2 separate regions of the Homo sapiens genome follow, and region 2 is linked to region 1. A link is an interaction called in ENCODE POLR2A ChIA-PET data of the cell type or tissue named here. Cell type or tissue: MCF 10A. All regions are shown on one strand. Each heading gives the region's core, and the rest is flanking DNA. Links, peaks and the distances in the headings are about the cores only.

Region 1 (2,922 bases), core at 192-2,691:
CCTATGAGCTGGAAGTCCCCTCCCTGCTTGAAGTTGTCCCACCTTTGCTTCCAATTGTCCCACTTTTCCAGAAGGAACCAATGTTCATCTTTCATATGTTGACTGATGTCTCCCGTCTCCCTAAAATGAATAAAAGCAAGCTGTGCTCTGACCACCTTGGGCACGTGTCTTCAGGACTCCTGAGGCTGTCACGGCTGCATGTCCTCAAACTTGGCAAAATAAACTCTCTAAATTAACTGAGACCTGTCTCAGATATTCAGAGTTCGCAACCTTTAGGAGCTACATCTCAGTGCATTCAGTAAAAGAATAAACTTAAAGCTAAGACCTCATAAGGAATGTCACCCCACATTCCTGAAATCTAATGTAAAACATTGCTGTTGTTATTGTGTTTAATTTCCACATAAATAGCAGTAATACTATCACACTACATGGGCAATTAAATAACCCTTTATTTAATTAAAGTACTTCATAGATAAGTGTGCTAACAACCTTATCAGAGCTACCACTGATGAGTTCCAAACCAGATTTATCAACCCATCTTGAGTGTCTCCTCTGATTCTTCAGCCTCATCTATTTTGTGGGCCATTGGCTGCTTTCTCTGTAGTAATTGCAGCCACAGCAAGTCATACTAGGCTGTCCAGACATCCAGAATCTCTGGGCCTCGCTCCACCTCTAAAGCAGTGGAACAATGTTGTAAATTTTCTCTGGAATGACCTTTAGCCAACAGGAGACAGGAGACATGAGTGAGCTCACAGATAAATTTCCCCCACAATTTTCCATCTGTTGGGTTGTTCTGAGGTACAGTGTTTTTTTTTTTTTAGAGCCATAAGCAGTGGCCCACTTGGTATATCACCTTGAATTTGCTTCTTAGACTTCTCTGTCTCACTTCTTCTTTTCTTCACTCTAACTGTACTGCCATGTACCTCCTAATTAAGCATTATCACTTCAACTTTCCCTAAGATTCTTTTGGTTAAGTTGAACATGAACTTAACTGTAAATAAGAAACCAGAAATAGCATCATATTTCATAACTTTCCTTTATTGTGGAATAAATCTGGACAATCTGTCAATTTATTCTTTTTCTTGGAAAAAATAGAAATTTGGAGTGTTCACTGAGATAATTTGGTAAAGCACTAAATGCTTATTACTACTCACAGTATGATTAATTTAAACATCTGCTGTCCACATGCTGCATCAACCTAGTCCAGCTCAGCATTATCTCTTGCCTGGACTTGTACCAAAAATTCCTAGCTGGCCTTCCTGACTGTAGCCTTAACCTGTGTCAACACATTGCCCTCCCTGCTGCCAGAATGATTCATCAGTCAGGATATACTAACTGCTGTAATAAACAACCCCTAAGTCCCAAAGCTTAACACAACATCTGCCTATTTCTCACACGTCTCAATTCAATGAGAGACAAAGGTGGATAAATGTCTATTCCACCTAATCTTTTAAGGACTTGCTTCCTTCTTCCTAGTGGCTCCTTCATCCCCCTAGAGTTTACATCCTATTCTAGATACTGTACCTCTCACCTGCCAAGTAGCAAAGGAAGAAAGCATGGAAGATTGTACACAAGAGGGTTAGACCCCCTGCCTATAAGGGGCACACATCACTTCTGCCCAACACACCCTTGGTGGTTAATTTTATGTGTTAACTTAGATGATGTTTCTGAATGGCATTAACATTTAAAACAGTGAACTTTGCATAAAGAAGATTGCCCTCCATAATATAGATGAGGCTCATCCGATCAGTTGAAGGCCTGAATAGAACAAAAAGACCAGCCTCCTCAAGCAAGAGGGAATTCTTCAGCAAACTACCTTCACATTTCATTGGCATCATAGACTCTCCTGAGCCTCTGCCTGCCAGTTCACACTGCAGATTTTGGACTTCCCAGCCTCTATAATCACAGGAAACAATTTCTTATAATAAATCTGTTTCTGTCTATCTATCTATCCATCCATCCTATTGGTCCTGTTTCTCTTGTGAGTCCAGACTAATACAAACCCTTGGCCAAAAGTTAGGTATATGGCCCCTAACTGCAAGGGAGCTTGGAAATGTACCTTGTAGAAGAACAGGCAAGACATGAACAGTGGCAGCAAAACTTTCTAAAATAGGCAAGTGATCATATAACTTCCCTGTATTAAATCCATCTTTTTATTGTCCTTGGAACAATATGAAAACTTATTCTCAAGCTGTCAGTTCTTCAGATCCTTATCTTTGTCTTCAGTGGGGCCTCTGACTACCTCACTAGCAGTATACAGTCAGATGTATTTACTCCGATAGATCTCACTCTCTACTGACTGCAGCTAATCCTCATACAATGTTAATAATAATAGCTACCATTTATTGAGCATGTGCTATCTGCCAAGCACCGTCTCAAAAATGTAAATGTATTTTCTTGTTTAATCCTTACAACAACTTGTGAGTTTAGTATATGATATGGTTGTTCTGTGTCCCCACCCAAATCCCATCTTGAATTGTAACTCCCATAATTCTCATATGTCATGGGAGGAACCCAGTGGGAGGTGATTAAATTATGGGGGCAGATCTTTTCTGGGCTGTTCTTGTGATAGTGAATGAGTCTCACAAGATTTGATGGTTTTAAAAATGAGAGTTTCCCTGCACAAGCTCTCTCTTTGCCTGCTGCCATCCATGTAAGACATGACTTGCTCCTCCTTGCCTTCTGCCATAATTGTGAGGCCTCCCCAGCTATGTGAAACTGTAAGTCCATTAAACTTCTTTCTTTTGTAAATTGCCCAGTCTTGGGTATGTCTTTATCAGAAGCATGAAAACTGAATAATACAGTAAATTGGTACCAGTAAAGTGGGGTGCTGCTGAAAAGATACCCGAAAATGTGGAAGCAACTTTGGAACTGGGTAACAGACAGAGGTTGGAACAGTCTGGAGGGTTCAGAAGAAAACAG
Region 2 (2,922 bases), core at 295-2,794, 230 kb after region 1:
GCAAGTTTATTAAGAAAGTAAGGGAATAAAAGAATGGCTACTCCATAGGCAGAGCACCCCCAAGGGCTTCCGGTTGCCTATTTTTATGTTTATTTCTTGATTATCTGCTAAAGAAGGGGTGGATTATTCATGAATTTCCCAGGAAAAGGGTGGGCAATTCCTGGAACTGAGGGTTCCCCCTTTTTTTAGATTGCCCTGACATTCCCATGGCATTTGTAAACTGTTGTTGTGCTGGTGGGTATGTCTTTTAGGATGTTAATACATTCTAATTAGTGTGTAATGACAATTAGCATATAATGAAAGTGATCAGAAGTCACTTTTGTCGCCATCTTGGCATTGGTGGGATTTGGCCAGCTTCTTTACCACATGCTATTTTATCAGCAAGGTCTTTGTTAACTGTATCTTGTGCTGACTTCCTATCTCATCCTGTGACTAAGAATGCCTTAACCTCCTGGGAATGCAGCCCAGCAGGTCTCAGCCTTATTTTACCTAGCCCCCATTCAAGATGGAGTCACTCTAGTTCAAATGCCCCTGACATGAGGACTTGACATCTCCCTGCTTGGTCTTCTCCCCACCTGGTGCTTAAGAGAAGAGATGGTAGGCATATTAACCCATCCATCACTCACACTATTCTGTACCTGCTCAAGTGACCTAAACCCAGAGCTCTGACTCTGCCTCCAGCTAAGAGGATCAGGCAAGACAGAGACCCAGGAGCTCAGTTCCAGAGCCTCAAATTCATCCTTATGTCTTTGTGATTATAACCCATGAATTGGGGATTTAAAATACGTTGGACCAGAATTTTAAAAAGTCAAATACATTGACTGCAAAAACAAACCAGCAACACCGAGAGGAACTACAGATCCTCTGAAGGAAGCAGACTGCTCCTGCAGGACCTGGGAGACACCCCAAATACTGTGAGTGTCCCAACCATAGAAGTGGGAAAGGAAGATCCACCTCTCCTGGACACACACACCCACTGGAGAAACCGAAGTTCTGTTTGAGGGAGAAGTTTTCGACTTTACCTGGTGCCGAGTCCAGTTAGAGAGCCGAGTGAAATATGGGGTAGAGGAAGCAGCAGAAAGGCCCTGGGAGCTCGCTGGGTCCCTAAGCAGCCAGTTCCTGCCTGGGACCACACATCAGGAGGGTGGCCAGAGGAGCAGGGGGTGAAACTACAGGGAGAAGGAATTCTCTAGCTGAACTTTGTAACAATTTGAACAGGGCAAGAAGCCTCTGGGCAAGAACTCGGGAGGGCACGAATCAGGCATGCAGACTTCACAGGCAGGAGAAGAACTAAAGCGTTATTCTCTCCCAGCTGGGAGGTGGATAGCCTCAGGCAAATTTTCAAGCCCATCTCACCCTCCTCCTGGAAACAGATTCTGGGCTGTTGGCCAGGGCATGGTGGGAGTGAGACCAGCCCTTCAGTTTGCATGGGAGCTGGGTGAGGTCTGTGACTGCCGGCTTTCCCCCACTTCCCTGACAACCTGCATGACTCAGCAGAGGCAGCCATAATCCTGCTAGGTACACAAGTCCAGTGACCTGGGAACCTCAACCCTATCCCCCACAGCAGCAGCAGCAAGACCCGCCCATGGAGAGTCTGAGCTCAGACACACCCAGCCCTGCCCCCACCTGGTGGTCCTAGCCTATCCACCCCGGTAGTGCAAGACAAAGGGCATATAATCTTGGGAGTTCTAGGGCCACACCCACTGCCAGTCCCTCTCCACACTACTGCAGCTGATGCTTTCTGGAAAGCGCCACCTCCTGGCAGGAGGCCAAACAGCACAAAAATAGAGCATTAAACCACCAAAGCTAAGGAACCTCACAGAGCCCATTGCACCTTCTGCCAGTTCCACCCGAAAAGGTGCTGGTAACCACAGCTGAGAGACCCATAGATGGTTCACATCACAGGACTCTGTGCAGACAAACCCCAGTACCAGCCCAGAGCTGGGAAACTCGCTGGGTGGCTAGACCCAGAAGAGAGACAACAATCACTGCAGTTCAGCTCACAGGAAGCCACATCTATAGGAAAAGGGAGACAGTACTACATCAAGAGAACACCCCATGGGACAAAAGAACCTGAACAACAGCCTTCAGCCCTAGACCTTCCCTCTGACAGAGCCTACCCAAATGAGAAAGAACCAGAAAACCAATCCTGGTAATATGACAAAACCAGGCTCTTCAATACCCCCAAAAAATCACACTTGTTCACCAGCAATGGATCCAAACCAAGAAGAAATCCCTGATTTACCTGAAAAAAGAATTCAGGAGGTTAGTTAATAAGCTAATCAGGGAGGGACCAGAGAAAGGTGAAGCCCAATGCAAAGAAATCCAAAAAACTGATACAAGAAGTGAAGGGAGAAATATTCATGGATATAGATCACTTAAAGAAAAAACAATAAAAATTCAGGAAACTTTGGACACACTTTTAGAAATCTGAAATGCTCTGGAAAGTCACAGCAATAGAATTGAACAAGTAGAAGGAAGAAATTCAGAGCTCAAAGACAAGGTCTTTGAATTAACCCAATCTGACAAAGAGAAAAGAATAAGAAAATATAAACAAAGCCTCCAAGAAGTCTGGGATTATGTTAAACAACCAAACCTAAGAAAAATTGGTGTACCTGAGGAAGAAGAGAATTCTAAAAGCCTGGAAAACATGTTTGAGGGAATAATTAAGGAAAAATTCCCTGGCCTTGTGAGAGATCTAGAGAGCCAAGTACAAGAAGCACAAAGGACACCTGGGAAATTCATTGCAAAAAGATCTTTGCCTAGCCACATTGTCATCAGGTTATCCAAAGTTAAGACAAAGGAAAGAATCTTAAAAGCCACAAGACAGAAGCACCAAGTAACCTACAAAGGAACACCTATCAGATTAACAGCAGATTTCTCAGCAGAAACCCTACAAGCTAGAAGGGATTGGGGACGTAC

The links. ChIA-PET counts read pairs that join two places held together with the same protein. Peaks named below come from ENCODE experiments on the same cell type or tissue, not always from the same donor. Only the 100,000 strongest peaks of a DNase experiment are listed, where the experiment ranks them.
Region 2: POLR2A ChIA-PET joins it to region 1 with 45 read pairs; 6 of 35 experiments call an interaction of 5 or more read pairs at or near these places.

Annotation. Positions count from the first base shown.
Region 1 is chr21:17,920,106-17,923,027 of GRCh38, reverse strand. It overlaps a transcript of CHODL not described here. Among named protein-coding and RNA genes, the nearest start is that of LINC03147, 36 kb to the right of the region's middle. In MCF 10A, for the core only: no CTCF peak of the experiment used is centred there; a DNase peak (open chromatin) is centred at 1,267.
Region 2 is chr21:17,687,855-17,690,776 of GRCh38, reverse strand. No RefSeq gene overlaps it. Among named protein-coding and RNA genes, the nearest start is that of BTG3, 76 kb to the right of the region's middle. RefSeq lists an enhancer at 1,493-2,395. In MCF 10A, for the core only: a CTCF peak has its summit at 1,758 (motif pointing left); a DNase peak (open chromatin) is centred at 1,376.